Linked DNA regions of Homo sapiens: region 1 is linked to region 2. A link is a loop called in an ENCODE intact Hi-C map of the cell type or tissue named here. Cell type or tissue: PC-9. All regions are shown on one strand. Region 1 has its middle 170 kb from the start of LINC02676. Region 2 overlaps TAF3 (TATA-box binding protein associated factor 3).

Region 1 (5,000 bases), 1.2 Mb before region 2:
CTCTTTCCTTAATGGAAATCTATAGCTCAGTTAAAAATCATGATGCTTTCAGTTAGTTTATTGACCACACAGGATGGAAGTGGGGACAATGCAGCTTGGAGATATAAAATATAATATAGAAATAATCTGTACAACAACCTCCATGACACAAGTTTACCTATGCAACTACCCTGCACATGTACCCCTGAACTTAAAATAAAAGTTAAACAAAACTTTAGAAATCCACCAAAACTATAATTCCACCTGATTTGTTATGTTGTAGAAAAGCTCATGTGCTTTTTGCACATTAGTTTTGTATCCTGAGACTTTGCAAAGTTGCTTATCAGCTTAAGGAGTTTGTGGGTTGAAATGATGGGATTTTCAAAATATAGAATCATGTCATCTGCAGAGACAATTTGACTTCCTCTCTTCCTATTTGAATACCCTTTATTTCTTTCTCTTGCCCGATTTCCCTATGTTGAATAGGAGTGGTGAGAGAGGGCATATTTGTCTTGTGCTGGTTTTCAAAGCGAATGCTTCCAACTTTAGCCCATTCACTATGATATTGGCTATGGGTTTGTCATAAATATTTCTTATTATTTTGAGATACGTTCCAGCAATACCTAGTTTATTGAGAGTTTTTAACATGAAGTGATGTTGAATTTTATCAAAGGCCTTTTCTGCGCCTATTGAGATAATCATACAATTTTTGTCATTGGTTCTGTTTATGTGATGGATTTACGTTTATTGATCTGCATATGTTGAACCAGCCTTGCATCCCAGGAATAGAGCCAAAACTATCATCAGAGTGAACAGGCAACCTACAGAATGGGATAAAATTTTTGCAATCTGCTTGTCTGACAAAGGTCTAATATCCAGAATCTACAAGAAACTTAAACAAATTTACAAGAAAAAAACAAACAACCCCATCAAAAAGTGAGCAAAGGATATGAACAGACACTTCTCAAAAGAAGACATTTATGCGGCTAACAAACATATAAAAAAAGCTCAACATCACTGATCATTAGAGAAATGCAAATCAAAACCACAATGAGATACCATCTCATGCTAGTCAGAATGGCAATTTTTAAAAAGTAAGGAAACAATAGATGCTGGCGAGGCTGTGGAGAAATAGGAACGCTTTACACTGTTGGTGAGAATGTAAATTAGTTCAACTATTGTGGAAGACAGTGTGGCAATTCCTCAAGGATCTAGAACCAGAAATAACATTTGACCCAGCAATCCCATTACTGGGTATATACCCAAAGGAATATAAATCATTCTACTCTAAAGACACATACATTCACATGTGTGTTCATTGCAGCACTATTTACAATAGCAAAGACATGGAACCCACCCAAATGCCCATCACTGATAGACTGGATACAGAAAATGTGGTACATATGCAGCATGGAATACTATGCAGCCATAAAAAATAATGAGATCATGTCCTTTGCAGAGACATAGATTAAGCAGGAAGCCATCATCCTCAGCAAACTAACACAGGAATAGAAAATCAAACACCACACGTCCTCACTTATAAGTGAGAGTTGAACAATGAGAACGCATGGACATAGGGAGGGGAACAACACACACTGGGGCCTGTCAGGGAGTTGGGGGGGAAGGGGAGGGAGAGAATTAGGACAAATACCTAATGCATGCATGGCTGAAAACCTAGATGATGGGTTTATAGGTGCAGCAAACCACCATAGCACATGTGTACTTATATAACAAACCTGCATGTGTATCCCAGTACTAAAAACAAAAAAACAAAAAACAAAACAAAACAAAACAAAAAAACCTCACATGCAAAAGTTCAACATTGGGTAAAATTTAAGTTTCTCATTAGTTTCTCAAAACATTTTCTTAGAACTGCCTTAATTCTACACGAATAAGTCACACTGATGAAACAAAATCACATCTGAAAATTTAGTCACTTAAATTATTCTTGGTAGTAATTAAAGTATTATCATTGATAAATAATAAATTGTCTGAAACTGAAACACCCTATAGTCGCTTTTATAATCTTTGTTTCCCACCATTGAGAAATAGTAGGTTATGTCCAAGCGCTTAAAAAATATTTAATAATAATACATATAAAAACTAGAAAGTCACCAAAAATAAAATGTTACCTCTTAATGCACAAAGTAGCACAAAACTAATAGCGAAGCATTGCTACGTGGTCCACTAAACCTGATGACATCTGTAAATAAGGATAGTGTGTAATTAGCAGCTTCATCAGATAGCTATTGTTGCTTAAGTATTTTTTAATTCTTGAAAGCTTATTGGGTTTTTTTTTTGGAAGTGCCTAAATCTTTGCCTTCCAATTTGAACTTTTACTGTTGACATGATTAACCAGCTTTCCAAATAGATTCTCCAAAGATAAGTTTTAAGCTAGTTCACATCTAGTTTACCGCTCATTTCAAATTAGTACAGTAAAATTACCAGGAAGTCAGTTGTTTGCAGTATGAATAGAAGGAATGAGTCAGGATTAATAAGAAGCTGACTACTATAGAAGTGGATGCTCAGCAGAGCAAATTCAAAGGTAGAGAGAACTCCTGATCTTCATAGGCTAAGTGGACCTGCCTGCGAGATCGTCAATCTCTGATGAACAGCAAGCTTGCTATTTCATTACTCATCTCATTAAGATTTGCTTTCCTCTGCTCCTTTTGAACTCTTTTTTTTTTTTTTTTTTTGAGATGCAGTCTCACTCTGTAGCCCAAGCTGGAGTGCAGTGGCACGATGTTGGCTCACTGCAACCTCTGCCTCCAGGGCTCAAGCAATTCTCGTGCCTCAGCCTCCCACGTAGCTGAGATTACAAATATGCACCACCATGCCAGGCTAATATTTTGTATTTTAGTAGAGATGGGGTTTCACCATGTTGCCCAGGTGGTCTCAAACTCCTGAGCTCAGGTGATCCGCCCGCCTCGGACACCCAAAGTGCTGGGATTACAGGCATGAGCCACCGCGCCAGGCCTCATTCCTTTTTTTAATTGTGAGAAAACACAGTAATGCAACTTGTGAGTTGTTTTTTATGTGCTAAATTTGGACTTGAACATCATTGCCAAATACAATTCATTGGGATGAGATACAATATTGAAATATAAGAAAAATGATTGCAAAAATGTAACAGTGAGAAGAAAACACATATAAACATCCTATTTGTGATATAATTCAACGTAAGACTGTAAATCTATGTGTACACATAATATGCATAAAAGTGGCCAATGTTAAAATTGATTAACATCCCATGATACAGACTCAGGGGAATGTATTTCCTTTTATGCTTATATTTATTTTCACAGTTTTTTTTAACAGTGAGCATATATCATTTTTGTAATCGGAAGAAAATCAATCATTAATTGAGAATAAATAAAGTTTCAATTAATGTTGTTTGTACGATTTAATATTTTCATTATCTTAATTTTAAACTATCTTAAATAATCATTGTCCCATGTTGTAATTATTTTATCATTACAGTAGCATACTTCAAAATATTGTATATTTGCTACTGTGAATTTACACTAAAACATCACCAAATTAAAAGTGTTGTTGATGGCTGTGGTACACTGGAAGTGTCATTTGACAAGCAGATAATTTATTTTGTGACAGAGAAAAGTTTTTGTTCTCTAAAAACTTCCTTTCTTGGAAAGAAAAGGGAAGTAAGAGTGTTGTACCTCATAGCTGAATGACCACTTTGCAGACTTCTGCACCACCTTGGAATCAAGTCCAGATACTTGAGTATGGAGCTGTTTATGGTCTGGAAGTGATCTCTTTTTTGTATATATTTCTATTTTCTCCTCATATAAAATGTACTTTTAAAAGTCACCATATCCAAATCCCCTACCTACCATGATGTGAACAACTTTTAATTTAATCAAATTACTATTATAATATTTCAAGGAGGGAGGGGTTTCAGTATTTTATTTTCATTTATTTGCCATATAAAAAGAAATGATGGGCCAGGCGCAGTGGCTTACACCTGTAATCCCAGCACTTTGGGAGGCCGAGGTGGGTGGATCACCCGAGGTCGGGAGTTCGAGACCAGCCCGACCAACATGGAGAAACCCTGTCTCTAGCAAAAATACAAAATTAGCCGGCCGTGGTGGCAGGTGCCTGTCATCCCAGCTACTCGAGAGGGTGAGGCAGGAGAATCGCTTGAAACCAGAAGGCAGAGGTTGCAGTGAGCCGCGATAGCGCCAGTGCACTCCAGCCTGGGCGAAAGAGTGAAACTCCGTCAGAAAGAAAGAAAGAAAGAGACAGAGAGAGAGAGAAAGAGAAAGAGAGGAAGGAAGGAAGGAAGGAAGGAAGGAAGGAAGGAAGGAAGGAAGGAAAGAAGGAAGGAAGGAAAGCATCCTCATCACATTCTTGTTCCTTCTTTTTCCTTAAGCAGCGTCTTCTCTTATTCCCTTCCCTTCCCTCCTCTCCTCTCTTTTACCCCTACCATTAAAACCTCTCTGTAATTGAGGAGACTCCCTCAGAAATGCACTAGGTGGGAAAACATGCACATAGCATCATCTCTTATCCTGACTGGCCTCCTTGCTTCCACTGCCGCTTACCCAGAGTCCATTCTCAACACAGCAGCCAGCGTGAGTCCTTCAACAAGGGGTTAGTAAACAACAGCCCATGGGGCAAATCTGGCCCGCAGCCGCTTTTGTAAATAAAGTTTTATTAGAACACAGCCACACTCATTCATTTATGCATCATCTATAGTTGCTTTAATGTAACTGTGGCAGACCGGAGGCGTTTCAACAGAGAACCCGTGGACCACAAAGCCTAACTCTTAACATCTGGCCCTTTATAGAAAATAATTTTAAATTCCTGCCCAAAACCTTAAGTCTTGATCAAGTGCCTCTTCTGCCCAAAACCCTGCCGTGGCTCCCTGTGCGCCTTGGAGTAAAAGCCAGAGTCCTTGCTGTGGCCTATCAGGCCCTGCGGGAGCTGTTCTGCCTTGTATGTCTAAACCCATCTTCGGGTTGCTCTTCTTCCTTCACTGCATTCCAACTATGAAGACTTTCTTG
Region 2 (5,000 bases):
TGGTCATGTTTTGGGCCACAGAAAATTAACTGAAAAAAAAAACTAAGACAAAACATATCTGTTAGAGTCCATATTTTTAATATATTAATTAATATAATCCATAAAAACTATTCCTTTCAGTAAAAAAGAAAAAAAATCATGAAAATGTTTAGGATATTTTTGGCTTTAAATATATAGAGCTTATAGAGCTTATTTATATATTTAGGCCAGAACAGAAATTCTAAAATAATGAAATACTCACCATCATCCCTTGGTAAGTATAAAAGGTCTTTTTTTCCACACTATTCCCCACCTGAAGAAGCAGAAATCTGATTTATGCAGGAAAGCCCAGGGGTAAGATATATATAACTTCAAAAAATGATTGTCTTAACAAGTAAACTCAAGTAATATTTGTAATTTATAAATGCTGTCTACTAGCTGTCCTTTTGCATTTCTTTAAAAATAATTAGCCTCTAAAACTTCATCAGTACAAGTTTAAATGCAGAGCAATTAAGGATTTCCAAAAACATTGCTTTAATCTGCCCTTAAGTTTCTTTACTCTTTCTTGAAATGTCCGCAAAATTAATTGGACTCCTGAGCTCCATTCAGATAGATAAAACAATAAGAGGTATATTTTATATGACAAGCTCACAGCTTTAAAAAATCATTAAGAGCTTGGCAATAATATCTTCAATGCACTTACTATTACCTATTGATCCTAATGCACTTGACTTATCTGTAACGATAAAACTTATCTTGACCTTGCTGAATACAAATAGCCCAGACTAAAACCTGCAATGGCCTCTCGAGGGGAAACACAGCGGTAATCATGACCAAGATGATACAGGGAACCTAAGTGCTCAATACAAATGTGCCAACAGAATCAACATTTGTTTCAGTCTCACTTTGGTAATAAGAAATGAGAAAGCAACAGTTTTCTATCTATAAACAGCATTAAGTTCTTTTCTCTAATCAACCTTACACATTTTAATCAAGGAACTAGGACAGCCTCTGTCATGTCCTTCTGTTATTTGGCTGATTCTTCAAAATACCTGGTCCCATCTGCTTTATGACGTACCCTAAGGACAAGGGAGTGGGGGACTCCCCTCAAATTCGACACCCCCTTTTGACGGGGGGGGGGGGAGAACTCGGATGTCTTCCCTTGGGGACATCCATAACACCAAAGAAACTTAGATTTAGAAAATGACATTTTGTTCCAGTTCTACTAAACTATTCTAAATTTGCACCTGCAGTGACTAATGCATAAAAGATATTCCTAAATGTTTTTCTAAAATTACATGACAGGTTCCTCAACCATCTCGTTCATCTCTCAAATTTTACCCTACATTTTTATTGTCAAAGTAAATCACTAAGTAAACATTAAATTACCTGCTTTCCTAAGTCTGTGGATACAAAGTAAGTCAATGAAAGCCGTTTTCCACCTTTTAAAATAGGTCTGTTAGAGAGAAACACAATTTCAACAGAGCCAACTTTTTAGCTAGAGTATTTCATAAAGTTAGAAAAAAAAAATCTTGAAGAAAATACTAATTCCCTAATTTGATATGGCTATCGATTAAAGATTTAAAAACCCTAAGATTCCAGATTCTCAAATATTTTACAAATATTAAAGCACAGAATGAAATTAATTATAAACATATTAAATTATTACTTTTAATTTTTTCAGTTCCAAAAAATTGTATAGCAAATAATCTATAATTTAGTCTTGAAATAAGATTTCTGTTTGTTTTTAAACTACTTATAGAGACTTTGGGATTTATGGATAAATTATAACTTCATGAATTACACCTCTGACAACTCAAAATTCAGGCTTGGATTCTCTCTAAACTCCCTGCCCCCAAATATTTCCCAAGGCAGCCAGGCAATGAATGCACATTTAATGTTATTTTATATAACATATATGTCTTTTAAGAAAGAAAGAAATAACTTTAATTGTGCTTTAATACTATTTTAGTAGTTTGATATCTGTATCAAAATTGTATGATTTTAAGGCAGCGTGAAAAAGAAATTATATAAAGAATTTGCTAAGTAGATCAGTGGCTTTCTTAAGCAGTACACTAATGCAGATATAGTTTTGAAAACCCTGCAAGAATTAGTTGTCCTGTATTATTATTCAGGGCACCTGAAAGCAAGATATTATAACTATGGCACATTAACTCTGCTATTTCTCAAGATAGAACCAGGAGTTTTAAACGTTCCCCATTGAGTAATTTGCTCAGAGCACCTAAATGAAACATACTGTAATTTTATATATTTCCATCTACAATATTGCTTAGTGCTGATAAACGGCAATATAACTTCCTATATTTTAATAGGCAACAGTTCTGGCATTGGCTATACACGAACACAGACTTAAATAATAACGCCATCCACAAACTCTGCCACAAAGAATAAGGCTCCATTGCTAATTATACAGGGAACTGATTTTAATTACACAGAGAACATTGCTTTTAAAAAACACTTTCCAAACTGCAAAGGCGGAGGAGCGGGTAGCTACTGGGAAAGAAAGAAAAAAAAAAAAAAAAAAAATCAACCCAACACTTCTACCATGTTACAACAGTGCCCTCTACTGGTAAACTGGAAACTTTGCAGGTTAAAAAAAGAAAAATTAGAAAAGAATGCCAGGAAGAACAAACTTTAATTATGGAAATTTCGCTGACTTTCTTTAATATAAATAATGAAATTCAACTTGTGTCACTTTAAACCTAAATCAATATTTAACTTGACATGTGAAAAGCGTCCCGATTAAATTTATAGTTTTGAAATAACTGTGAATTTCAGAAACGTGGTTTCCCACTATATATCATCTGGCTAAAAGACAAATCATGTTTATTTTAAGTGATGAACAAATATTAGAAATATTTGGATAGTTAATCAATATTTCTTAATCTAAAATTCACATATTTAGTAAAAGAAATTAAAATCTAATTCATTAAATGTATGAATTTTTACTTCTCAGGCTGTCATGCATATAATGTCATGTCAAAATAGCAATCGTTGGCCTGGCGCGGTGGCTCCCGCCTGTAATTCCAGCACTTTGGGAGGCTGAGGTGGGCAGATCACCTGAGGTTGGGAGTTCAAGACCAGCCTGACCAATATGGAGAAAACCTGTCTCTACTAAAAATACAAAAATTAGCCAGGCATGGTGGCACATGCCTATAATCCCAGCTACTTGTGAGGCTGAGGCAGCAGAATCACTTGAACCTGGGAGGCGGAGATTGCAATGAGCAGAGATCACACCATTGCACTCTAGCCTGGGCAACAAGAGCAAAACTCCGTCTCAAAAAAAAAAAAAAAAAAAAAAAAAGCAGCAGTTATTTGTCATCAATTTAGATTCAGAGAAAATTTACTATCAATTTATTTATTTTAACCAGTAAATATTTCTTTAATCCAATAAATATTTCTGTAAGAATATCTGGTTTTAGGAACAATTAATATATGCTTAGCACACAGATCTCAATAATGAAATAGCCATCATTACTAATATTTCCTTTGTTTGAAGTAGAAATTCTACCACATATGCAAGTCTGATTTACAAGAAATAACAAGACTTCCAGCTACATGTATTTTAAAATCTTTGAATTTTATATTGTATGATAGGAAACTTTTAAGTGAACTAATAAAGTTTAAGAACAAGTATATTAAACGACTGACTACAGTGTATTACTATTTTTAATTTCTAGCAAAAATAAACTGTTATGTCTAGACTAAAAATTTTCCGTTGTCTTTCCTTATACAAAAATAATTTCTATCACAGATACATACAATCTAAGTCATGAAAATTATACTTCTGAAAGCAATATAAGAACTTAATAGCTTTATAGGAAACAATTTTTTTTCATATTACAAGAAACTCTGAGCTTCAAGAAAGGTAAGGCTTAGAATACATTCTTTTAGCATCTTAAATATGGAGTGGGGGTGGCAGGGCAGAAGAAGGGATCAAGAACAAAATGGCCCCAGCAGGAGACTGTCAGGGAAAAATGTTAAGTGGGGGCAGGCATGAGTGTTAAGACACTCAAGGAAAGGACTTAGAGAAGAAGTGAAGGAAGGCGAACTCAGAAGCGTGTCGAGTTCTGCCGCTCGTTAAGGCCTAAAAACTCAAGTCAGGAGTCTGTAGAAGTTTAACAAGTTACCATCCTAACTCTTCAACAACAGACCGCCATTTTTCACTAACAGTTACAGTTTCCAATTGTACAATGGAAATCAATAGAAAAATGAAGTTTACATTAAAAAATGTATTTTATAATGAACCACCAGAAAGTATCTTCCATCAGGCAACACTCACGTAAATAAATTATATTCTAACCGACCACTGGAAGAAAAGAAACAAAAGTAATTAGGAAAGCAGCAGAGAATTAACTATAAGTAAAAATGGAGAGAACATATCCTGATGGATCTGAATTTGTTTTTTAAACAATATACTCCCGGAAAAGTGAGAATTGGTTTCTAATATACAGTAGTTCCAAAGTACAACCAATGACTGATGAGAATTTCATGCTCAAAGAAGAAGGAATGATGGACTTGGGATCAGAGTTTTATGATTCCCTACTCATAAGAATGAGTTCAAAGTTAAACCTCTATTCAGTAATGTAATGGGAAAGACATGTCTTTAGAGCGAGTCCTTAAAGCAAGTTTTGTTTTATGCCAATACCTACATTACTATTTGTATACTAATACAAGCCGTTTTCATTTCTCCTAATTATCTAATTTTTTTAAAGATGCTCACCTGAAATCCCTAAAAATAAATTTAAATATGCAAAACTTGGGGTCGAAAGTAGTTCAGTAATCTCTGGGCCAACCAAAACCCAGGGGTCAGGCGTGATAAAAGAGGCAAAGAATTTTTAAAGAGCAATTTATAATGGAAAAAGTACAAATAGTTTATAAACATAAATATATTCATTGGTAATCAAAGGCATGCAAGACAGAACTATTTTTCACCAGTCTGCCAAAGATCAAAAAGGATAATATGCACTGCAGATGCAGGCACAGGGAAGGAGGCAGTC

The links. A loop is a pair of places that touch in the nucleus more often than their neighbours do. Peaks named below come from ENCODE experiments on the same cell type or tissue, not always from the same donor. Only the 100,000 strongest peaks of a DNase experiment are listed, where the experiment ranks them.
Region 1: a loop joins it to region 2, with 4 times the contacts of the local background. A loop is called at or near these places in 7 of 110 quality-filtered maps.

Annotation. Positions count from the first base shown.
Region 1 is chr10:9,066,858-9,071,857 of GRCh38, reverse strand. No RefSeq gene overlaps it. Among named protein-coding and RNA genes, the nearest start is that of LINC02676, 170 kb to the right of the region's middle. In PC-9, no CTCF peak of the experiment used is centred here; a DNase peak (open chromatin) is centred at 2,537.
Region 2 is chr10:7,869,740-7,874,739 of GRCh38, reverse strand. The region is part of intron 2 of TAF3 (TATA-box binding protein associated factor 3); the gene reads right to left. Among named protein-coding and RNA genes, the nearest start is that of TAF3, 54 kb to the right of the region's middle. In PC-9, a CTCF peak has its summit at 2,563 (motif pointing left); no DNase peak of the experiment used is centred here; H3K4me3 peaks cover 407 bases.